Linked DNA regions of Homo sapiens: region 2 is linked to region 1. A link is an interaction called in ENCODE POLR2A ChIA-PET data of the cell type or tissue named here. Cell type or tissue: K562. All regions are shown on one strand. Links, peaks and the distances in the headings refer to the core of each region. The heading gives the core; the rest is flanking DNA. Region 1 overlaps LMOD1 (leiomodin 1). Region 2 overlaps NAV1 (neuron navigator 1).

The links. ChIA-PET counts read pairs that join two places held together with the same protein. Peaks named below come from ENCODE experiments on the same cell type or tissue, not always from the same donor. Only the 100,000 strongest peaks of a DNase experiment are listed, where the experiment ranks them.
Region 2: POLR2A ChIA-PET joins it to region 1 with 9 read pairs; 2 of 35 experiments call an interaction of 5 or more read pairs at or near these places.

What each region holds. Positions count from the first base shown.
Region 1 is chr1:201,919,537-201,931,950 of GRCh38, reverse strand. The region is part of intron 1 of LMOD1 (leiomodin 1); the gene reads left to right. Among named protein-coding and RNA genes, the nearest start is that of LMOD1, 21 kb to the left of the region's middle. In K562, for the core only: no CTCF peak of the experiment used is centred there; a DNase peak (open chromatin) is centred at 6,579.
Region 2 is chr1:201,576,716-201,589,129 of GRCh38, reverse strand. It overlaps NAV1 (neuron navigator 1), which reads right to left. Exons shown (of 34, transcript NM_001389617.1): 2 at 481-591. Among named protein-coding and RNA genes, the nearest start is that of NAV1, 44 kb to the right of the region's middle. In K562, for the core only: a CTCF peak has its summit at 6,622; DNase peaks (open chromatin) are centred at 6,279 and 6,632.

The sequences.
Region 1 (12,414 bases), core at 1,688-9,687:
TCTTCTCACTCCTCTGGGACACTATTCTAAAAATTAGTTTGTTTTTTTTTGATACAGGGTCTGGCCCTGTCACCCAGGTTGGAGTGCAGTGGCATGATTATGGCTCACTGCAACCTTGCCTCCTGAGCTCAAGTGATCATCCCACCTCAGCCTCCCAAAGTGCTGGGATTACAGGCATGTCCCACCGTGCCCAGCCAGCCTTTCTTTACAAACTCTCTTGTCCCATCTCTCTTTTCACCCTCAACAGATGATCTAGCCTCATATTTCGTGGAGACACTTGAAGCCATCAGATGAAAATGTCTTCAAATTTCTCTTCTGTCACCTGAAAACTTGTAAGCATCCATGTATGCAAGTTTTCGCCTTTCTCTCCCTTTTTATATGCAAGCTTTCTCTCCCTTTTTTTTTTTTTTTTTTTGACAGAGTCTCATTATGTCGCCCAGGCTGGAGTGCAGTGGCACCATCTCAGCTCACTGCAACCTCCTCTGCTTCCTGGGGTCAAGCGATTCTCATGCCTCAGCCTCCTGAGTAGCTGGGATTACAGGCACGCACCGCCACGCCCAGCTAATTTTTGTATTTTTAGTAGAGACGAGGTTTCGCCATGTTGGCCAGGCCGGTCTCGAACTCTTGCCCTCAAGTGATCCATCTGTCTTGGCCTCCCGAAGTGTTGGAATTACAGGCGTGAGCCACCGAACCCGGCCTTCCGTTTCTCTTTTATCCCATGGAAAGGATATCCCTCTTCTGTCCCAGACTATTACCCAAACCCACTTTTTAGAATCTTTTCTCTCCTGCCTCCACACGACCTTTGCTCCTTTAAACATCTCTCTCTCTCTTCAACATTCCCTTTTACTGGCTCTTTCTCCCCAATTCCCACATTCTCTCCTTTCCGTCTTAGCTAAGCTGTAGGAAATGGCATCCATGCTCACTATCACCCTGGACGTCTCTGCCCCCGCACTGCACAGACATCAGCCTTGATGAGGTAACTGGGGACCTCCTTGTTGCTTTATCTGAACACACCTTTTAGTCTTTATTCTATTTGTTTACTTTGTGGAATTTAACCACTCTGTCATTCTTTTAAACACTCATTTCCCTCGGTGCCAATACAGCACATTCTCCTTGTTTTCCTTTCATCTCTCTAGCTGTTCCTTCTTAATCTCCTCTGTGAGCAGCTCATACTCTATTGCCTAAATATGATTGTTTAGGGCTCTGCCCTTCCTATGCAGTCTTCATGGCTACCTTCATCCAACCCCATGGATTCAGTTATCCCCGTATGCTCTCTTTCTATCTCTGGCCTAGATCTCTATTTTGAGTTCTAGATCATTCAGTTGTCTCTTGGACACCTCAAGTGTCTCAAATTCAACTGGTCTGCAAATAAATTAATCATCGTCACCCCACCCCACCCCTAAACCTGTTTTTCCTCCTGTGTTCTGCACTTTGATGAATAGAAGTACCATTTAATCAGACACCTACATCATAACCCTGGGCTGTCCTGCTCCAATCCCTCTCCCAGTGTCTCCAGACTTTCCTAGTGATAGGATCCTGTTGTTTCTGCCTCTATGATCTCTCTGAACTCTGCCCCTCCTCGCAATTCAACTTCTATTACTCCCATGCATATCACTTATCAACTAGAAGAACGTCACAGCCTCCTAACTGATCTCCCAACCTCTCTTCTCGTGCCATTGGAATCCATCCTCCCCACAGTTGACCTTCCCTGTGTAAAAGCCTTCAATTACTCAGTGTAGCTTCCGTGATCAAATTCACACTTCTTAGCATGGCTTAGAAAGCTGCTGATGTTCCAGTGCCTTCCTATTTCTCAAGCTACGAATACTCTTCTCCTTGACTCTCACCCTACAGTTGTACTTGACCATTGGTTCTCCAGAGCGCCAGGCTTTATCTTGCTTCCTCTGTGCCTTTGAACATATTGTCGCCTCCAACTGGGATGCCAAGCCTAGCCAACCCTCATTCCTCTTTCAAGGCTCAACTCAGGTGACACTTTCTCTAGAGGCTTTCCGGACCCCCCCAGCCTAAGTTGTGTGCTCCACCTCTGTGTTCACAAAGCACCTCCTGCAAGTTCTGGCACCTCCTGTTCCATTCGCATGTAACACATCATTTCAGCATTGTCTGTTTCTGTGCTTTTCCCAAACTTCTTAAGGGTGAGGGCTGACTCTTATTCATCTTCATGTCCCCAGCAGTGAACACAGTCCCTGGCTTAATGGATGCCTGTTGAATGAATGAAGGATGAGGAATTTACAAAGGCAGTTCTATCATACTTGATTGAATCTACAAAATTTGTAATTCATCTATACCCTTCTGAGACTATTTGAAAATATGATTTTGTATCCAACTTCTCAAATGAAGAAAGATTTGGCAGTGATCCTTTTTTATCCTCTTTTTAAAAATAACCAATTAAATCAGTCTAAAATTTACACTCTGAGGTCTGAATTGTTGGGATAGATCACTGCCATATTTCCCCTTCAGTTTAAACTTGTTCCACTTTTTCTTCATTTCCTTGCAATTCTGTCTTCCAGCTCTGTAGTAACCTGAGATTACAGACTAACATATTAATTCCACTTGCCAGGCGTGGTGGCTCATGCCTGTAATCCCAGCACTTTGGTATGCCGAGTCAGGTGAATCACCTGCAGTCAGAAGTTTGAGACCAGCCTGATCTACTAAAAATACAAAAATTAGCTGGGCGTGGTGGTGGACGCCTGTAATCCCAGTTACTTGGGAGGCTGAGGCAGGAGAATCACTTGAACCCAGGAGGCAGAGGTTGCAGTGAGCCAAGATCACGCCACTGCACTCCAGCATGGGCAACAGAGCCAGACTCCGTCTCTAAATAAATAAATAAATAAATAAATAAACAAATAAATAAAGTCCACCTATGATCCCTGGGGCCACAGATAGACCCTAAAGAAAATATTAATTATATTTTTGCAGGCCGGGTGTGGTGGCTCATGCCTGCAATCCCAGCACTTTGGGAGGCCAAGGTGGGCGGATCACTTGAGGTCAGGAGTTCAAGACAAGCTTGGACAACATGGCAAAACCCCGTCTCTACTAAAAACACAAAAAAGTTAGCCAGGCATAGTGGCACACACCTGTAATCCCAGCTATTCAGGAGGCTGAGGCATGAGAATTGTTTGAACCCGGGAGGCAGAGGTAGCAGTGAGCCGAGATCACGCCACTGTACTCCAGCCTGGGCAACAGAGGGAGACTCTGTCTCAATAATAGTAATAATATTTTTGCTGATAATTTGCTCTATATGCACCCAGATAAGGCCTTTAGCTCCCATCATCTGGATTCTTCCATAAAATATCTGGAGAAGTTCAGCAGCATTGCCTCTAGATCTAGGAAAAGTAATACAGCTCTCCTAGAGAACTTGCTATAAGCAGATTTCCCTTTGGATCACACACACAAGAGCAGGAGAGGGAGTGGCCCTCTTCACAGCACTCACAGAGCCCACCCCTTTGGGAGGCCCAGTGCTTGGGTATGTGGCTATGATGGCCTGGAAGTTATCTGGATATACCAATTCTGCAGCTGGGTCGACACAGACTTGCCTTTCTGACGCCCAAGTAGTGAGGCTGGAGCAAAGGAGGAGCAGAGCTGGGATTAGGTCCTTGTAGGCAACTGATCAGCTTTTCTCAGCCAGGCTTCTGTAAGAGAATTAAGCGCTGGAAAAAATGAATTGAGAGACTATATCCTCAATTCCCCCGTCTTAGTCCATTTTGTGCTGCTATAAAAAAATACTACAGACTGTGTGATTTATAATGAAGAGAAGTACATTTTGCTCATGGTTTTGAAGGCTGGGAAGTCCAAGATCAAGGGCCTGTATCTGGTGAGGACCTTATTGCTGCATTATCCAATCCATGGCAGTAGGCAGAAGGACAAGTGAGGGCCAAAGAGAGCCAGGAAGTTGAAATTGTCCTTTTATAACAAACCCACTTCCATGATAATGGCATTAATCCATTCATGAGAGCAGTGCCCCCATGACCCAAACCCTTTCCATTAGGCCCCAGCTCCCAACATCACTGCACTGGGGATTGAGTTTCCAATGTATGAACTTTGGAGGACACATTCCAAACACAGCACTCCCAAAGATTCTAGCTGGTCCCATTCTGAATTCATAGGGAAGAAATTAACTCTATATAATGGATGCCTTAGGGCAGTAAGGGCTTAAATTGTCTTCTGAAATTCCAGTTGTCAAGGGCTGACATTGCGCCATTTTGCTTACACTGAGTTTCCTCAAGGTGGATCATCTCACCTACCCCAATGGCAGCATCTCTTCCACTTGCTACTTAGTGATAACCCACTTGTCCCATGTCCTCAACTTCACTGAAAAGTATAACAAATTCTTCTTTTTTTTTTTTTGTTTTTTTTGTTTGTTTGTTTTTTGAGATGGAGTCTAGCCCTGTCACCAGGCTGGAGTGCAGTGGCGTGATCTTGGCTCACTGCAACCTCTGCCTTCTGGGTTCAAGCGATTCTCCTGCCTCAGCCTCCTGAGTAGCTGGGATTACAGGCACACGCCACCACACCCGGCTAATTTTTGTATTTTTAGTAGAGATGGGGTTACACCATGTTGGCCAGGATGGTCTCAATCTCCTGACCTCGTGATCCTCCCACCTCGGCCTCCCAAAGTGCCGGGATTACAGGCGTGAGCCAAGTATAATAATTTTTAAATCACCAAGAAAATATCTAATAATGATCCCAGAGTACTAAAGACTCAAGTGTTCCAGTGGTCAAAGTTCTTTCAGGTTGGGAGGCTTTTGGTTTTACTTCCAGTCTCTGTAATCTTTGCCTTAAAAGCAGGAGAAGGGGGTGATACAAAGAACACAGACATGATATTTCTAAATTTGTTTTATTTGAAGAAAAGTATGCTTATAATGTAATAAGGCTCATCATAGACAGTATGCAAAACGTGGGAAAAAAAGGAAAATAGCCAATAATTCTTTGTCTTAGCTAAAGATATCAGCCATTGTCAATTTTCTTGTTTGTTTGTTTTTGAGACAAGGTCTTGCTCTGTTGCCCAGGCTGGGGTGCAGTGGTGCAATCTCAGCTTACTGCTCCCACGTGCCACCACTCCCAGCTAATTTTTTTGTATTTTTTGTAGAGACAGGGATTTGCCATGATGTCCAGGCTAGTCTCAAACTCCTGGACTCAAGCAATCCTCCCTCCTCAGCCTCCCAAAGTGCTGGGATTACAGTTGTGAGCTACGGCTCCCTGCTTCAGTTTTTTCTGAGTGTATAATTCTGTATGTATTTTTCTTTTTGTAGTTGAGATCATTTAATGCACAGCCACATATTCACATAAATTGTGTTCCCTACCTTATTTATTTATATTTTTGCTTATCATATTATAATTGCTTTTCCCATGTCACTAAAATTCTTCCTAAACATTGTTTTCAGTGGATGTCATCATAGTCTATTGTATGGCTGTGTTGAACCATTTGCCTATATTTGGACATTTACATGGCTCCCAATAAATACACTTTCCAAGGCCCTAAACAGATCCCCAGAGCCTCAGCACGGGCTCCTTCTCTTGGCCTTTGGCGCCCATCCCCAGAGAGATGGAGTCAGCCAAACAAGATGATAAACAGAACAGTTAACACACTGCTTCCCCAGCTGAGCCTTATGGGCTGATGGGTGAAACAAAGCCCCTAAAAGAGAAAAAAGACTCACTGGGCACTGGAAACGCAGAGACTTATGGTCAGCTCACAGCACAGACACTCCATAGCCCAGAGAAACATAAGGCCACACATGTTATTCTTTTAGAGGATCAAGTTCCTAATATTGGACCATCTGCCAAGCAGAGCAAAGCCCCACCTCCCTCTCGCTTTGACTCCCTGTGGGGAAATGTGTCGGTTTGTATGCAGTATAGATAGAGCACATATGCCTGGTTTTTCTTCCTTTGGGGAGGAAAAAAATGTTACTACCTAAAAAGAAAACTGGCTGGGTGTGGTGGCTCACACTTGTAATTCCAACACTTTGGGAGGCTGAGATGGGAGGCCTGCTTGAGCCCAGGAGTTCGAGACCAGCCTGGGCAACACAGGGAGACCCCGCCCCCCAGTCTCTCCAAAAGAATTTAAAAATTAGCCAGGAATGGTGGTGCACGCCTGTGGTTCCAGCTACTTGGGAAACTGAGGTGGGAGGATCACTTGAGCCTGGGAGGTTGAGGCTGCAGTTAGCCATGATCACACCACTGCACTCCAGCCTGGGCACAAAGGAAGACCCTGTCTCAAAAAAATTTAAAAAATTAAAAATAGAAAAGAGAAAGAGATTGAAAAAAAAAAAAACAAGCCTCCAGCCTTGAAAAATTTCAGGTCTTGGGTGGATGTCAAGAAGAGAAGGTCAACTGGTTCATCCTCCTGCTTCTACAGGGCCCTACCCTAAAAACATTCCACACCAATACCAAACCATAACCAAATGGTCATGCAAAGTAATTTTCCCCTTCCAAGAAAAATGGAAAGTGTCTTACTCCCAGAAGCTTGTAGGTAAGTACTTAGTTGCTGTCTTAGAACATCACACAATATGCCCCAGCTCATCCATGCGCAATAAAAGCAGAACCTAATGCCTTGGGTCTGAAGATTTATGGGCTTCCACATACGTTATCTCTTTTGATCCTTGCTTCAGCCTTATAAGGTAGACAGGGGAGGTAAATTTTAATCTACTTGACAGGTGAAGAATCTGAGGCTTAGAGAGGTCACCAGCTGGTGGCCAAGGAAGATCTTTTTTTTTTTCTTTTTTTTTTGAGCTGGAGTTTTGCTCTTGTAGCCCAGGCTGGAGTACAGTGGCACAATCTCAGCTCACTGCAACCTCTGCCTCCTGGGTTCAAGCAATTCTCCTGCCTGAGCCTCATGAGCTGGGCTTACAGGTGGGCGCCACCATGCTGGCTAATTTTTGCATTTTTAGTAGAGACAGCGTTTCACTATGTCGGCCATGGCTGGCCTTGAACTCCTGACCTCAAATGATCTGCCCGCCTCAGCCTCCCAAAGTGCTGGGACTACAGGTATGAGCCACCACGCTCAGCCGGAATATCTTGAACTCTTTTCTTTGTCTCTCTCTTTTTTCTTTTTCCAGAGATAGGGTCTTGCTCTGTCACACACACTAGAGTGCAATGGTGCAGTCATAACTCACTGCAGCCTTGAACTCCTGGCTTCATCCTCCGGCCTCAGCCTCCCAAGTAGCTACGACTGCAGGCACATGCCACTATGACTGGCTATTTCTTTCTTTTCTTTCTTTCTTTCTTTCTTTCTTTCTTTCTTTCTTTCTTTCTTTCTTTCTTTCTTTCTTTCTTTTTTTTCTTTCTTTCTCTCTTTCTTTCTTTATTCTTCCTTTCTTTCTTCTTTCTTTTCCTTCCTTCCTTCCCTCCCTCCCTCCTTCCTTCCTTCCTTCCCTCCCTCCCTCCTTCCTTGCTTCCTTCCTTCCTTCCTTCCCTTCCTCCCTCCTTCCTTGCTTCCTTCCCTCCCTCCCTCCTTCCTTGCTTCCTTCCTTCCTTCCTTCCCTCCCTCCCTCCTTCCTTGCTTCCTTCCTTCCTTCCCTTCCTCCCTCCTTCCTTGCTTCCTTCCTTCCTTCCTTCCTTCCCTCCCTCCCTCCCTCTCTCCCTCCCTCCTTCCCTTGCTTTCTTTTTTTTTTTTTTTGAGACAGAGTCTTGCTCTGTCACCCAGGCTGGAGTGCAGTGGCGCTATCTCGGCTCACTGCAAGCTCCGCCTCCCGGGTTCACGCCATTCTCCTGCCTCAGCCTGCTGAGTAGCTGGGACTATAGGTGCCCGCCACCGCTCCCGGCTAATTTTTTTTTTTTTTGGTATTTTATTAGAGATGGGGTTTCACCGTGTTAGCCAGGATGGTCTTGATCTCCTGACCTCGTGATCTGCCCGCCTCGGCCTCCCAAAGTGCTGGGATTACAGGCGTGAGCCACTGTGCCCAGCCTCTCTCTTTCTTTTCTTTTTCTTTCTTTTCTCTTTCTTTCTTTTCTTTTTCTTTCTTTTCTTTCCTTTTTCTTTTTCTTTCCTTTCTTTCCTTTTCTTTCTTTCTCTCTCTCTCTCTCTCTCTCTCCCTCCCTCTCTCTCTCTCTCTCTCTTTTTCTTCTTTCTTGTTGAGACAGCATCACACTCCCGGTCACCCAGGCTAGAATACAGTGGCACGATCACAGCTCAAGGCGACCTCGACTTCTAGGCCTCATATGATTCTCCCACTTCAGCCTCCTGAGTAACTGGGACTACAGGCGTGCATCACCACATTCAGCTAACGTTTTGTATTTTTAGTAGAGATGGGGTTTTGCCATGTTGCCCAGGCTAGTCTCGAACTCCTGAACTCAAGCAATCTGCCCCCCGTTGGCCTCTCAAAGTGCTGGGATTACAGGCATGAGACACTGTGCCCGGCTACAATTAAAAACAATTTTTTTTTCAATAGACAGGGTCTCACTATGTTGTCCAGGCTGATCTCAAACTCCTGGTCTCAAGGGATCCTCCTGCCTCAGACTCCTGAGTAGCTGGGATTACAGACTTGAGCCACTGTGCTGGCTCTGAACACTTTCTTTTGACCTCAAGTTGCAACAAACTGTGCATAACTTAATAGAAAAAATAATCTGTCCCTCCAGCCTTCTTTTTGGGCCTCCATCTGAATGGGAGATGCATCTCTTTGTTCAGCAGTTATGAAGCATCCACTGTGTGTCAAATTCCAGGATGGGTGTTGCTCAGTCTTGGTGGCCCTTTCAGCAGCAGCTTTCCTGTCACCGTGCTGCACTCTGGAAACCCTCTGCACTCTGAGATGGGTACTGGCCATGCTCCAGCGCTGCCCTCTGGGAGACCCTGGGGAAGGGCTGTCAAGAGTCACTCCTGGCCTGGCGCAGTGGCTCACGCCTGTAATCCCAGCACTTTGGGAGGCCGAGACGGGTGGATCACCTGAGGTCAAGAGTTTGACACCAGCCTGGCCAACATGGTGAAACCCTATCTCTACTAAAAATACAAACGTTAGCCGGGCATGGTGGTGCGCACCTGTAATCCCAGCTACTCGTGAGGCTGAGGCAGGAGAATTACTTGAACCCAGGAAGCGAAGGTTGCAGTGAGCCGAGATCGTGCCACTGCACTCCAGCCTGGGTGACAGAGTGAGACTCCATCTCAAAAAAAAAATTCACTCCTTTAAAATACCCAATGCAGTGTTTTTAGAAAAAAAGCAGTATTCAGTATATTCGGCAAATATACTGAATATAATAGTGTATTATATATATTATATTATATATAACAATATTATATTCAGTATATTCAGTGTGAATATATATTCAGTATATTCACAAAGTTGTACAACACCACTACCTGATTCCAGAATATTTTCATCAGTCCCAAAAGAAACCCCACAGCTATCATCAGTGACCCTTCATTTCTCCTCCCACCAGCCACTGGCAACCGCTAATCCATTTTCTGTCTCTACAGATTTGCCTATTCTGGACATTTTGTGTACATGGAATCGTAAAATATGTGGTCTTTCAGATCTGGCTTCTTTCAGTTATGTTTTCAAGGTTCATCCATGATAGAGCATGGTACTTTATTCCTTTTAATGGCTGAATATTATACCATTTTAATGAGGTATGACATTTTGCTGAGTCATTCTTCAGTTAATAGACTTTGGGTGCTTTCCATTTGGGGGCTAATAGGAGTAATGCTGCTGTGAACATTTGTGTGGAAGCTTTTTGTGGACATATATTTTCAATTCTCTTGGGTCTGTATTGAGGCATGCAATTGCTGGGTCATGTGGCAACTCTATGTTTAACTTTTTGAGGAACTGCCAGACTGTTTTCCCAAGTGGTTGCACTATTTATATCTTACCAGCAACATACAAGGGGTCCAATTTCTCCACATCCTTGTCCACACTTATTATTGTCTGTCTTTTTGATTATAGACACCCAATAGGTGTGAAGTATATCTCATCACGGTTTTGCCAATCTCAAAGGGCATGGATTTTGTTTCATTAAATAATGTGGTGATTTTCTTTTTCTTTTTTTTTTTGAGATGGAATCTCACTCTGTCGCCCAGGCTGGAGTGCACTGGCATGATCTCAGCTCACTGCAAGCTCTGCCTCCCGGGTTCACGCCATTCTCCTGCCTCAGCCTCCCGAGCAGCTGGGACTACAGGCGCCCACCACCACGCCTGGCTAATTTTTTGTATTTTTAGTAGAGATGGGGTTTCACTGTGTTAGCCAGGATGGTCTCGATCTCCTGACCTCGTGATCCGCCCGCCTCAGCCTCCCAAAGTGCTGGGATTATAGGCATGAGCCACTGCATCCGGCCATAATGCGGTGATTTTCTTGACCTATTCTGTAAGTCCCTTTCCTCTTCCTGATAACTCACTTTTCAGAGTCACCATATTTACTCCCGTGGTTTTCATTGCTACGTATACACCAATGACTCCCAAACCTACCTGTCAAGCCTAGATCTCCTTTCTGAGCCCCAGATCTTTTTTTTTTTTTTTTTTTTTTTTTGAGATGGAGTCTCACTCTGTCGCCCAGGCTGGAGGGCAGTGGTGCAATCTCAGCTCACTGCAACCTCCACCTCCTGGGGTCAAGCAGTTCTCCAACCTCAGCCTCACGAGTAGCTGGGACTGCAGGCTCGCACCACCATGCCCAGCTAATTTTTGTATTTTTAGTAGAGATGGGGTTTCACTATGCTGGCCAGGCTAGCCTCGAACTCCTGACCTCGTGATCTGCCCGCCTCAGCCTCCCAAAGTGCTGGGATTACAGGTGTGAGCCACTGCGCCCAGCCCAGATCTTTATTAATGCCAACCTGTTAGGCATTTAAATTTTGTCATGGCCAAAACAGTTGATCATCTCAAGTGCCACCCTCATCTCCCCGCTCCATATTCCCCGCCATGGTTATAAGCATCACTCTCTAACCAGGCAACCAAACTGGAAATCAGGGAGTCATCCTCCACTTCTCCTCGGCATTGTCCACTTCACTGAATCTTATTAACTGTACCCTAGAAATGTCCATGGAATGCATCTCCACTCCTCTGTGTTCACTGCTCAGCCTGGTCCAAGATCTCATCATTTCCTTTCTTTTTTTCTCTTCTTTCTTACTTTTTTATTTATTTATTTATTTTTATTTTTAGAAACAGGGTCACACTATGTTGCCCAGGCTGGTCTCAAACTCCTGGGCTCAAGCAAGCCTCCTGCCTTGGCTTCCCAAAGTGCTGAGATTACAGGCGTGAGCCACCGCGCCCAGCCTCCCACCCCCTATTCTATATTCGCTGGGTCCTGCACTGTGTAGAGGCCACTTGGCCTCCTTGATTTAATGGCTTGACATCCTTGTTTGCTCCCTGTCTTCCCAGTAGGTCTTGGCTTTTCTTTCTCCCTTCCAGTAGAATATCCAGACCCACCTCCTAATTGTCCTTGAGCTTAAAGACTCAGCTTACTCCTCAGCTATTTCTCAACTATGATTGACTTCCTCAGCAAGCAAGTGGAATTCTGGTCTCTGTGGCCTTGGCATAGGAAAAACCGGTGTCTCCAAGGGCCTCAGCTGCTAAAAGGGAGCTGCATTTAGGAGTTGTATTGACCCTGTAGCATGATGTCTTTCCAGAACAATTCACAAGGCCTGGGAAAGTATGTCATTTTACTGGGGTAGTAATCCCCAGTCAGAGAGTCAATGGTGGGTGGGAGGCTGAGGCGGGCGGATCGTCTGAGGTCAGGAGTTCAAGACCAGCCTGGCCAACATGGAGAAACCCTGTCTCTGCTAAAAATACAAAAATTAACCAGGCGTGGTGGTGGGTGCCTGTAATCCCAGCTACTTGGGAGGCTGAGGCAGGAGAATCACTTGAACCCCGGAGGTTGAGGTTGCAGTGAGCCAAGATCATGCCATTGCACCCCAGCTGCCTGGGTGACAAGAACAAAACTTGGTCTCAAAAAAAAAAAAAAAAAAAAAAAAAAAAGAGAGAGAGCCAGTGGCGGGTGGAGATGGCATTGAAGCCAATATATTCCTTCTACTCTTTGAAGTCCTGGGCTCTTCTGGAGACTTTAGGAAGACACTGAAAAAGGCTGCTTACAATAGTTTAGTGGCCAGGATGGAGAGATGTGGACTGGAAGGTGATGCAGGTGGATGCTGATTGGTGGCTCCCTGGAGGCCTGTAGTAGGATACCAGAGAGTTCTGCCCTGGAGTCTGCCCTGGTTAGTGGACAAAAAGATCCAGAAGGCACATGTACCACACTGGCAGATTATCTGAAGCTGAGAGTCACAGTGAGCTTTTAAACAGCAGAACCAGGATTTAGAAAATTCTAGTCAGGCTGGAATGGCAGGCTTAGTCTAACAGATGAACTTTTCTAGCCCACAGAAAAGCAGCCTCAGGGAGAGGACCCAATACCTACAGAGCACTCACATAGAAGAGAAGGGGTCACCTTGCTTTATACAGTCCCTGGGAATAACAGGACCAAATGGGCTTTC
Region 2 (12,414 bases), core at 1,957-9,956, 340 kb after region 1:
ATGCCTGTAATCCCAGCACTTTGGGAGGCCAAGGTGGGTGGATCACCTGAGGTCAGGAGTTTGAGACCAGCCTGACCGATATGATGAAACACTGTCTTTACTAAAAATACAAAAATGAGCTGGGCGTGGTGGTGTGTGCCTGTAGTCCCAGCTACTCAGGAGGCTGAGACAAGAGAATTGCTTGAACCCAGGAGGCAGAGGTTGCAGTGAACCAAGATCATGCCACTGCACTCCAGCCTGGGTGATAGAGCGAGACTCCATTTCAAAAAAGAAAAAAAAAATCCAATCTTTTAAATTGTACAATTGATTTGTTTTTAGTATACTCACTAAGTATGCAACCATCACTACTAATCTCAAAACATTTTCACCATCAACAAAAGAAACCCATAACTAATAGTTGTCACTCCCTATTTTTCCTGTCCCCAGCCCTACCAACCCCTAATTTACTTTCTGTCCCTGTGGATTAGCCAAAACTCATACCTGGGTGTGTGGCTCACACCTGTAATCCCAGCACTTTGGGAGGCTGAGGTGGGAGGATCACTTGAGGCTAGGAGTTCAGACCAGCCCGGGCAACATAGCAAGACTCTGTCTCTACAAAAAAAAAAAAAAAATTAATCAGCTGGGTGTGGTGGCACCTACCTGTAGTCCTAGCTACTCAGGAAGCTGAGGTGGGAGGATCGCTTGAGCCCAGGAGTTTGAGGCTGCAGTGAGCTATGATTGTGTCACTGCACTCCAGCCTGGGCAGCAGAGCAAGACCCTATCTCTTAAAAACAAACAAACAAAAACTCATATGAATAAAATCATACAATACGTGGGCTTTTGTGTATGGCTTTTTTCACTTAGCAAGATGTTTTCAAGATTTATCCATGTTGGAGCATGTGTCAGCACCTCATTCCTTTTTACAGCCGAATAAGATTCCACTGTATGATATATCACATTTTTGTTCATCCATTTATCACTCATTAGCTTATTTCCACTTTTTTGGCTATTATGAATTTTGCTGCTATGAACATTTGTGTACATATGTCTTCAACTCTCTTGAGTATATCTCTTGAGTACATACCTAGAAGTGGAATTGCTGGCTCAAGTGTATCTCATCTCCATGTTTAACTTTTTGAGAAATTGCCAAACTGTTTTCCAAAGCTGCTGCGCCATTTTACATTTCCACTAACAATCTCTGAGAGTTCCAATTTCCCCACATCCTTGTCAACACTTGTTACTGCCTGTCTTTTTTATTTTAGCCATCCTAGTTGTGGGGAAGTGGTATCTCATGTTCCAATTTGCATTTTTCCTGATGATTATTGATGTTGAGCATATTTTCATGTGCATATTTTCCATTTGTGTATTGTCTTTGGATAAATATCTATTCAAATATTTTGCCTACTTTTAATTTGAGTTTATTGTTGAATTTTAAGCATTCTTTTTTGTTCATTCGTTTGTTTGTTTGAGGTAGGGTCTCCCTGTGTTGCCCAGGCTGGAGTGCAATGGTGAGATCTTGGCTCACTGCAACCTGTGCCTCCTGGGCTCAAGCTATCCTCCCACATCAACCTCCCAAGTAGCCAGGACTACAGGCACACCACCATGCCTGGCTAATTTTTGCATCTTTTGTAAAGATGAGGTTTTGCCGTGTTTCCCAGGATAGTCTCAACCTCCTGGACTCAAACAACCCACCCCCCTTGGCCTCTTAAAGTGTTGGAATTACAGACATGAGCCACCATGTCCAGCAATCATTCTTCATGTATTCTAGATACTAGACCCTTGTCAGATATGTGATTTACAAATATGTTTTCTCATTATTTGAGTTGAGTTATTCACTTTCTTGACAGTATCATTTGAAAAATAAAAGGTTTCTGTTTTTTTTTTTTAATGTGGTAAACTACACATAACATAAAGCTTATCATCTTTGTTTTTCTTTCTTTGAGACAGGGTTTTGCTCTGTTGCCCAGGCAGGAGTGCAGTGGCACAACCGTGGCTCACTGCAGCCTCAATTTCCCATGCTCAAGCCTTCTTCCCACCTCAGCTTCCTGTGTAGCTGGGACTACAGGTGCGCACCACCACGCCTGGCTAATTTTTGTATTTTTTGTAGAGATGAGGGGGCGGGTCTTGCTATATTGCCAGAGTTGGTCTCAGATTCCTGGGCTCAAGTGAGCCTTGGCCTCCCAAAGTGCTGGGGTTACAGGCGTGAGCTACTGTGCCCAGCCTAAAACTTACCATCTTAACTGTTTTAGATGCACAGTTCAGAGGTGCTATGAACTGAAATGTATATCTCACACCCTCCAAATTTGTGTTTTGAAGGTCTAACCCACATAACCTATAGTGTGGTTATATTTGGAGATAGGGTCTTAAGAGGTAATTAAGGTTAAATGAGATCATATCAGTGGGGCCCTAATTCAATAGGGTGAAAAGAGAAAAAGATACCAAAGATCTCTCTCTCTCCCCCTCTCCCTCTCTCCTTCTCTCCCTGCTCTCTGTCTTCCCTTCCTCTCCCACCCCCATGTGTGCCTGCCCACTGAGAAAAGGCTGTGTGAGGACCCAGGGAGAAGGCAGCCACCTGTGAGCCAGGAAGACAGACCTCACCAGGCACCAACCTGAGCCCCTTGATTTTGGACTTCCAGACTCCAGAACTGTGTGAAAATAAATTTCTGTTGTTTAAGCCACCTAGTCTGTGGCACTTTGTTATGGCAGCCCAAGCAGGCTAATACAGGTGGTATTGATTAAGTATAGTCAAAGTTTTGTGCAACTGTCACTACCATCTAGCTTCAGAACTCTTATCATGTTGCAAAACTTAAACTGTACCCATTAAAAAATAACTCTCCATTTCTCCCTCCCCCGGCCCTGGCAATCCCCGTTTTACTTTTTGTCTCTAGTAATCTGACTACCCTAGGTAACCCAGAGAAGTAAATCACAGACTGTCTCTTTCTGTGGCTGGTTTATTTCACTTAGCATTTCATCAAGGTTCACCCATGTTGTAGCATATATGAGAATTTCCTTCCTCTGTAAGGCTGAATAATATTTCATTGCATACCACATTTTGTTTATCTATTCATCTGTCAACAGATACATGGGTTGCTTCTACCTTTGGCTATGGTGAATAATGTTGCCATGAACATGAGTGTACAAATATCTCTTTGAGATTCTGCTTGCAAATTCTTTTGGGTGTCTACTGAGACGTGGAATTGCTGAATCATATGGCAATTCTATTTTTAATATTTTGAAGAACTGTCATACTGCTTTCTATAGCTGTTGCACCAATTTACATTCCTATCAATATTGCACACAGATTCTGTTCCAATTTCTCCATATCATCGCCAATGCTTGTTACTTTCTGTGCTTTTGATAGCAGCCATCCTATTGGGTGTGAGGTAGTATCTCCTTTTGGTTTTGATTTGCATTTCTTAATAACTAGTGATGTTAAGCATCTTTTCATATGCTTGTGGTCCATTTATATATATTCTTTGAAGAAATGTCTATTCAAGTCATTTTCCCATTTAAAAAATCAGTTTTTTTTGTCATTGTTAAATTGTAGAAGTTTTTTATATTTTCCACATACTAGACCCTTATCAGATATAAGATTTGCAAATTTTTTTTCCTAATCTGTGGGTTGTCTTTTCACTTTCTCAATATTTTCCTTTGAGGCACAAATGTTTTTAATTTTGTTGAAGTCCGATTTGTCTATTTGTGTGTGTGTGTGTGTCTGTGAATGAAGAGCTTCTCAGAGCCTTTCCTATGTTCATGTAGATCAAGATTCCAAAAGACAGATGATCTTACTGCATTTCCACAACTTAGCTGACCACAGAAACCTAGTTCTGTGCCTCCCCCATCATCGTATTCTCACAGAATAATTTGCAAGTCACAGAACACACTCTGAAATGTTCTGCTTTAAGGGTTTTCAGTACTCCATGAAAAACCCTTCAGCAGAAGATGAGTCATCACACGTTCAGAACCCTAAAACCAGAATAGATCCAGCCCAGTGCCTGACTTCAGGGATGAGGGCCCAATGACCTGCCCAAAGCTTGGGAGACTGGGGAGAAGATCAGGCCCCTGCGAAAACTACCCGAATGGGGAACTCAAGACAGGAAGCATTTGTCTTATTAGTTGTGCATGGGGTTGGGGCTGGGTGGGAGGACCTTGGTCAGTTGCTTCCAGAGTGAGGATTTCAGGCCCATCCTTCACTCATGTGAGCCTTTGGTTTGGAAAGGCAGGGGCCCTTCTCCTCTCCCGTGGGATGCCAGGACTTGGGCTGCCTGCCAGTTGGTCAAGAGCTTCCTTGATTCCCTGCTTTGCTGTCTGCTCCGGACTCTCCCCAAACCCCTTTCTCTGGATGACTCAGGGGCAGATGAGTGAACTGAGTGAAAGAGCCAGAATCCAGGCCTTGGTGGAGCATCTGGACTGGCCCAGCCTGTCAGCAGGGCTGATGGGCTAAGCTCTGGGCGGTTTCTTATGGATTCAGAGGAGATTCTAGAAACAGACTGAGGAGGGCTTTCATAAGGCTGCCGTGGGCTCTGCTGGACACAGGCACATCACAAGCTGGAACCAGCTGCTGAGATAGCAGCTGTATTCCATCTCCAGGATTTGGTTTACCAAGATGAAAACAAGATCCAATGCCTGACAATTATACAACTTTTTCTTTGAGAGTCTGCACACACATCTCAGGCAATCTCAGTCACATGGGAGACCAGAGGGGCAAAAAAATTATTTCTCATTCACTCCTTCCTAACACATTATGACTCTGGAGAATCTAAGTGGTTAGAATCCAGATTCTTTGTTTTTATAGCTGCATATAGAGTAGGTTACATTTCCCCCTCTATATGCAGCTCTGTCTTGTAAGGAACCATTAGATGGGCAGTCCCTAAAAACATGGTATCATGAAAAAGAGCAATGGTTTTACAGTCTCATAAATGTGGGTTTGAATCTAGAGTCCTCCAGGTACTGGATGATTGACCTTGGACCACTTCTTTCACATCTCTGAACTTGATATTGTTCTTACACTTAAAGTGGAAATAACAACACATGTGAAAGATCTGGCACATATCAGTGGTTCCATAAATGCTAGTGTCCTTCCCAAATTGCATTGTACAGAAAAATCATCACAGGTGATGGAATTTCTCAATTGGAAAGGATCTTGGAGATGATCCAGTTGGATTCTTTAATTTTTCAGAGGACGAAGTTGGAGTACAGAGAGAGTAAGTGACTTGCTGAAGGACACGCTGCAAAGTGAGATTGCTACATTCTACTCAATCCAAGTTTCCCTGGGAAGCTGAAGGTCCTGACTGGCTCCTCTCCCCCAGGCACCAGCACTGCTCTTCTTAAGCTATTTACATGCTTTATCTTGAGGCTTGAGTTTTGACCAGTGGAAGCACTATTGGCCATGAGAATAGAAGACCGGAGGTTTACACAGTTACTCCAGGGAGCTGGCAACTTCAACAGCTCCTTATTTATTTCCATGGCTTCCTTGGGAAGAAAGGAGAAAGAGGATTTCAAAGGCTCAAAAAAGGTCAATTGTTTGCCCAAGGACACCCAGCAAGCTTGTAACAGAACCATTCCAGGGCCCCAAGTGCCACCCTCTGTCCCAGAGCCATTCCTACCAGCTTCAGCTGCCTCCTTCACCCACTCAGAGATTCCTATCTCCAGCAGGGAAGGAGTTAATGCCAACCTCTGTTGGCCTCTGCAGGTGCTGCTCTTGAGAAAGAGCCCCTTAGCAGAGTCTACAGATAATGGGAGCGGGAGAGATAACGAGCTTTTTGTCTTAATTGCAGATGGGAAAAAGGGTTGGCTTGTTGGAGGGCTTGGACAATTAACACAGCTGGGGTACAGGGCCTGATGAGCCCTGGATGGGGCCTTGCCCCTGCTGTCTCCTCTCCGACAAGCACAGCGATCAGGGCTATTATACCAACACGGGCGAGCCTGACGCAGCGTGAGCCCAGCCGAGGCACACAAAGAAATCAGCCAGGCAGGGAGGAGGCTAAGAAATCACCAAATGGGCCAAGCCCCAGAGGGTGTAGAGCCGCCATGGTTGGCCCCACTCAGACACCTGGACAGTCAGAAGATGGGCTGAGCTGCACAATGCCAGGCCTTGGGTCCAGCCCTCAGGGCTATGGCAGCGGATGCTGAGGGATCCCGTATACACAGTAGCCTCCTGTAGCCTCTCCAAAGACTAGGGGAACAGGGAGCAGCAAGGATGACAGTTAAGATCAGAGAGTGGGGTGTGATTGGATCTCAGAAGGAGAGCAGTCTGCTTGGGATCCTGTCTAGCTTGTTGAAGGGTGTAATAGACCTGGCTCCTAGCCAGCAGCTTTGCAATCAGCAGGCAGGGGCTGTTGACCAGGCTGGGACTGGACCTTAGCACTTTTCTTTCACTAGGTCCCCAGTGCTCTCCCACTCTCCCATTCCCGAGGACAGGCTTCCTCACGTAAGCCCACCTCTCTGAGATACCAGACACTGCAGAATCATGCTCCCTTGTTGGATTTCCTCACCCCTTGGCCTCTGGGCCTGTCCTGGACCTTTCCTTCCCATCCATTCCTCACCATTCCCCAGCTCTTCTCTGTGTGGGGGAGCTGGCTGGCTGATTCCTGTAGGCTGACTGTCCCAGGGTCCTGAGTCAGCTGGTTTCTGGCTGGCTTCTGCCCACAGGAGGCACTGGAGGAAAGGAGAAGCCAGGGGATTCCTCTCTCTTCCCCTCTACCTCAGGAGGTGTCATAGCAATATCCAAGTCCCTTTGGAGGCCCAGCCCTTCCCATACTGGTCCTGTGTGCTTCCAGATTCCCAGGATCTTGGTTGCCTCTGCCTGGGAGTGGCAGCTGCTTCCTCCCCTGTTTGACTCGTCAGCTCTTCTCTCTCTCATGTAGCCAGTTCTCAGCACTAAATTTCCTCTCTTGCAAATATGAAAAGTGGTTTCTGGTAAGAATGACTGATACAAACTCATGACTGGCCTTTCCTTGCCCTTCTCAGTCTCATTTGTGGTGTCCTGCATGGCTCCTCTTTTGCTGACCACTTGTGAAACATGGCAGCTCTGTTCCTGGTCTGTTTGTTTGTTTGAGACGGAGTCTCACTCTGTCACCCAGTCTGGAGTGCAGTGGCGCGATCTCAGCTCACTGCAAGCTCCGCCTCCCAGGTTCACGCCATTCTCCTGCCTCAGCCTCTCGAGTAGCTGGGACTACAGGCGCCCGCCACCATCCCCAGCTAATTTTTTGTATTTTTAGTAGAGACGGGGTTTCACCGTGTTAGCCAGGATGGTGTTTCTGGTCATTTTTAAAAAAATTCTTAGAACCTTATCAGGGAGCTTTATTATTTTTTTCTTTTTTGATACAGAGCCTGGCTATATCGTCCAGGCTCGAGTGTAGTGGTGCAATCTCAGCTCACTGCAACCTCTGCCTCCGGAGTTCAAGTGATTCTTGTGCCTCAGCCTCCAGAGTAGCTGGGATAACAGGCGCCCACCACGACACCCGGCTAATTTTTGTATTTTTAGTACAGACAGGGTTTCGCCATGTTGACCAGGCTGGTCTGGAACTCCTGACCTCAGGTGATCCGCTCACCTCAGCCTCCCAAAGTGCTGGGATTATAGGCATGAGCCACCGCGCCCGGCCGGAGCTCTGTTTTTAACTACTGATTCTATGTAATGACTCTCAAATCTGCCTCTCTCTGGCCTTAACTTCTCCACTGAGACACTTGTCCACCTGACATCCTTACTGGGATGCTCACAGACTCCGCACAGTCAACACAGCTAAACTCCGTTTCTTTCTTTCCCTCTCAAAATCTGATGCTCATTTTCTCAGATGGGGCTACTAAGCCAAGGCGTTAAGCTCCTCCTTTCTCCCACATCCATTCCAACCTGTGAATCTTGTCTCCTAAATCTCTCTCAAGATTATCCCTGCAACCCATCTCCACCACCACTGCCTGTGTTCAACCCTCACTCGAACCGTAACAAAAACCTGCTCGCTGGTCTCTCCACTCCCTGCCCTGTCCATCCCAGGATGACTGCTCAGAAAGCCTTTAAGGGTAAGCATGGCAAACAACTCCTTCTATGATCCAGTCTCTACCCCATTCCCTACCTCTGCTAACTTCTCCTGTTTTGTCTTCCTTTCCCTATGCCATGCACCGGCCCCCACGAACAACCTGCAGTGAGTACTCTGCCCCTCCTGTTGTCTGATGCCTCTATGCCTTTGTAGCTGCTGTGTTGCCTGGTGGGATGCCCTTTACCATCGTGTCCATCCAGAAATCCATTTATCTTTCAAAGTTTAGCTCAAGCATAACCTACCTCCTCTAAGAAACCATTCTTCCCCCAACCCCATCCCAAGTAGGGCGATGACTCCCACCTCCTTTAAGCCTCCAGAATATCTCATATTCTTTTTTTTTTCTTTTTTAAGACAGTCTTGCTCTGTCACCTAGGCTGGAGTGCAGTGGTGGGATCTCGGCTCACTGCAATCTCTGCTTCCTGGGTTCAAGCAATCTCCTGCCTCAGCATCCTGAATAGCTAGGATTACAGGCGTGCGCCACCACGCCCAGCTATTTTTTGTATTTTTAGCAGAGACGGGGTTTCACCATGTTGGCCAGGCTGGTCTCGAACTCCTGACGTCAAGTGATCCACCCGCCTCAGCCTCCCAAAGTGGTGGGATTACAGGCATGAGCCATCACTCCTGGCTGAAAACCTCATGTTCTAAATACTTGGATGGTATTGATCTATTTGTTTGCTAGGCTTTGAACTCTTTGAGAACCAAAAAAAAATTTTATTTGTCTTTATGGGCTGGCACAGAACAGGTGTTCAAGAAAAATTCTGGAAGCTGGAGTACTGTGATTGTTAATTTTAGCTGTCAGCTTGATTGGATTAACGGATACCCAGGTAGCTAGTAAACATTATTTCTGGGTATGTCTGTGATGGTGTTTCCAGAAGAGATTGGCATTTGAGTCAGTGGACTGAGTAAGGAAGATCTGTCTTCACCCAATGTGGGCAGCCACCATCTAATCTGCTAAGGGTCCAGGCTGAACAAAAAGGCAGAACAAAAAAGTGAATTTGCTCTCTCTCTCCTGGAGCTGGGACAGTTTTCTCCTCTTGCCCTTGGACATCAAGAACTCCAGGTTCTCTGGCTTTTGGATTCTGGGATTTGCGCCAGAGACCACCCTTCCCCCCAGTTTCTCAGGCCTTTGGCCTTGGGCTGAGAACTACATCATTGGCTTGCCTGGGTCTGAGGCCTTTAGACTTGGACTGAGCCATGCTACTGGCTTCCCTGGTTCTTCAGCCTACAGACAGCCTATCATGGGACTTCTCAGCCTCCAAAATCACATGAGCCAATTCCCATAGTAAATCCCCTCTCGTGTATCTATTTTTATATCTTATCGGTCTGTTTCTCTGAAGAACCCTAATACAAGTACTTTTCCTTATTCCTCCCAATAGTTGTACTTACAACTAAAAACCCTGGACATTATATATAAAGCAAACATAAGAAGACTCTGAAAGGTGGAGATAAAAAGGTAGACTGAGGCCAAGCACAGTGGCTCATGTCTGTAATCCCAGCGTTTTGAGAGGCCGAGGTGGGTGGATCACTTGACACCAGGAGCTCAAGACCAGCCTGGCCAACATGGTGAAACTCCATCTCTACTAAAAATACAAAAATTATCCAGGCGTGGTGGTGCATGCCTGTAATCCCAGCTACTCGGGAGGCTGAGGCATGAGAATTGCTTGAACCCAGGAGGCAGAGGTTGCAGTGAGCCATGATTGTGCCACTGCACTCCAGCTTGGGTGATAGAGTAAGACTCTGTCTCAAAATAAAAAAAGGGTGGATGAAGTAGGGACCTTGGGACTCAAGGAACAACATGGCGATGAGGTCTCTGAGTTCATTTGTTTGTTTTTTTCTTCATAAATTCCAGACTTGGAGCTGAAGAAGTCATCAACCCAGAAATGCCAATGGGTGCAAACAAAAGAAGCCTCAACAAAAGCCTGCTTTCTCCAGCCAAAGGCCAGGAAAGTGGCAGCCCAGAAAGACAGAACATTTTTTTTTTTTTGAGACTGAGTTTTGCTCTTGCCGCTCAGGCTAGAGTGCAACGGTGTGATCTTGGCTCACTGCAACCTCCGCCTCCCAGGTTCGAGCGATTCTGCTGCCTCAGCCTCCCGAGTAGCTGGGATTACAGGTGTGTGCCATCATGCTTGGCTAATTTTTATATTATTAGTAGAGATGGGGTTTCACCATGTTGGCCAGGCTGGTCTCGAGCTCCTGACCTCAGGTGATCCACTCACCTCGGCCTCCCAAAGTGCTGGGATTAGAAGTGTGAGCCACCATGCCCGGACCAGAAAACTTTTAGATGATAGTTGTTCAATGATAAAGTTTGAATGATGATAGTTGTTCAAACTTTTAGATGATAGATAGTTCACTCCAGCCAAACGCCATAGGAAAAATTGTGCTCCCACTTTCATCCAGGGCAGCGAAGGGCAAGTGGGGAGCCTAGAGTTCACCTTCACCAGGCCATGATGAAGTGCCCAACAACCCCACTAGGGTGGTGTCAGAGAAGGCTGAGTAGCAAGCCCAAAGTTCCATCCCCTCCTCCTGGTAATGAGGCCATTCATTATCAGTGGAGCCCATATGCGGAGCCTGGACTTCCACCCCCACCTAGCAGTAATAAGGCACCCTTCCTGCTTCCCACAGTGTGGTATAAGAGGAGGCCTAGTGGAGAGACAGAACTTTCATCATTACCCAGAGATAAGCCACCCTCAGCTCAGTTCCCCTGGAAACCAAGCAGGGAGCTGGAACTCCTACCCCTAGCCCAGGGGTAATGAAGAACAAAGAACAGAAGCTATAAAGAAGAACCAAATGGAAAATTTTAAACTGAAAAATACAGTAACTGAAGTGTTGATCTCAGTGGATGGGATCAACAGTAGAATTAAGGAGAACAATCAGAGAACTGGAAGATAGAACAATAGAAATTAACCAATATGAACAACAGAAAGAAAATAGACCAAAACAAAAAGCAGAGCAGATTCTTAGGGGCCTGTGGGACTATAACAAAAGATCTAACTTTCGTGTTATTGAAGTTCTGGTAAGAGAAAAGAAAGAGGATGGTGCTGAAAAAGTACTCCAAGAAAAAATAGTTGAAAACTTTGCAAAGTTGGCAAGAGACATAAACCCACAGATTCAAGAATCTGAGCAAATGCCAAACAAGATAGACCTAAAGAAATCACAAATTAAGCATCTGCGAGTTAAAGACAAAGAAACAATCTTGAAAGCAGGAAGAGAAACAGGAAACCTTAATCTACAGGTGGAAAGGGTTCAAATGACAGTAGATTTCTCATTGGAAACCACGGAGGACAGAAGGAAGTGGCACAATATTTTTCAAGTGCTGGGGGGAAAATAAAAAGAACTGTCAACTCATAATCCTATACCCAGTAAAAATATTCTTCAGGAATAAAGGGGAAATCAAGAACATTCTCAGATGAAGAGAAACTAAGAGACTTTGTTGCCAGAAGGACTACTCTAAAAGAATAGCTAAAGGAAGTTCTCCAAACAGAAAGGAACAGAATAGAGAATCCAGAAACAGACCCACACAAATATGCCCAACTGATTTTTGACAAAGGTGCAAAAGTAATTTAATAAAGGAAAAACAGCTTTTCCAACAAATGGTGCTGGAGTGATTGGACATCCATAGCCAAAAAAAAAAAAAAAAAAAAAAAATCTAAGTCTCAGGCCTTATGCCAAAGTTAACCCAAATGGATTGTGTGTTTAAATGCGAAACATAAAAATATAAAACTTTGAGGAAAAAATATTTTAAAAATCTTTGGCAAAGAGTTCTTAGACTTGATAACAAAAGCACAATCCATAAAAGGAAAAATTGATAAATTAGACTTCCTCAAAATTAAAATGTTTCATTCTGTAAAAGACCCTGTTACAATGTTACAAAAGACATACAGAGTAGGAGAAAATATTTGTCAACCACATATCCAGCAAAGAACCAGCACTTATAATACAGAAAGAGCAATCAAAACTCAACAGTCAGGCCAGGCATAGTGGTTCACTCCTGTAATCCCAGCACTTGGGAGGCTAAGATGGGAGGATTGCTTGAGGCCAGGAGGTTGAGGTTGTGAGCTGTGATGGCACCACTGCACTCCAGCCTAGATGACAGAGCAAAACTCTGTCTCAAAACAAAACAAAACAAAACTCACCAAAAACCAAACAATTCAATTAGGAAATAGGCAAAAGACATGAAGAGATATAGCACCAAAGAGATGTCTAAATAAGCACGTGAAAAGAAATTCAAAATCATTAGCAATTAGAGAAATGCAAATTAAAACCATGAGGAGATATTACTACATACATATTAGAATGGCTACAATTTTAAAGCAATGACAACACCAAATGTTGGTGAGATGCAGAGAAACTGGATCATTCATACATTGCTGGTAGAAATGTAAAATGGTACACCCACTTTGGA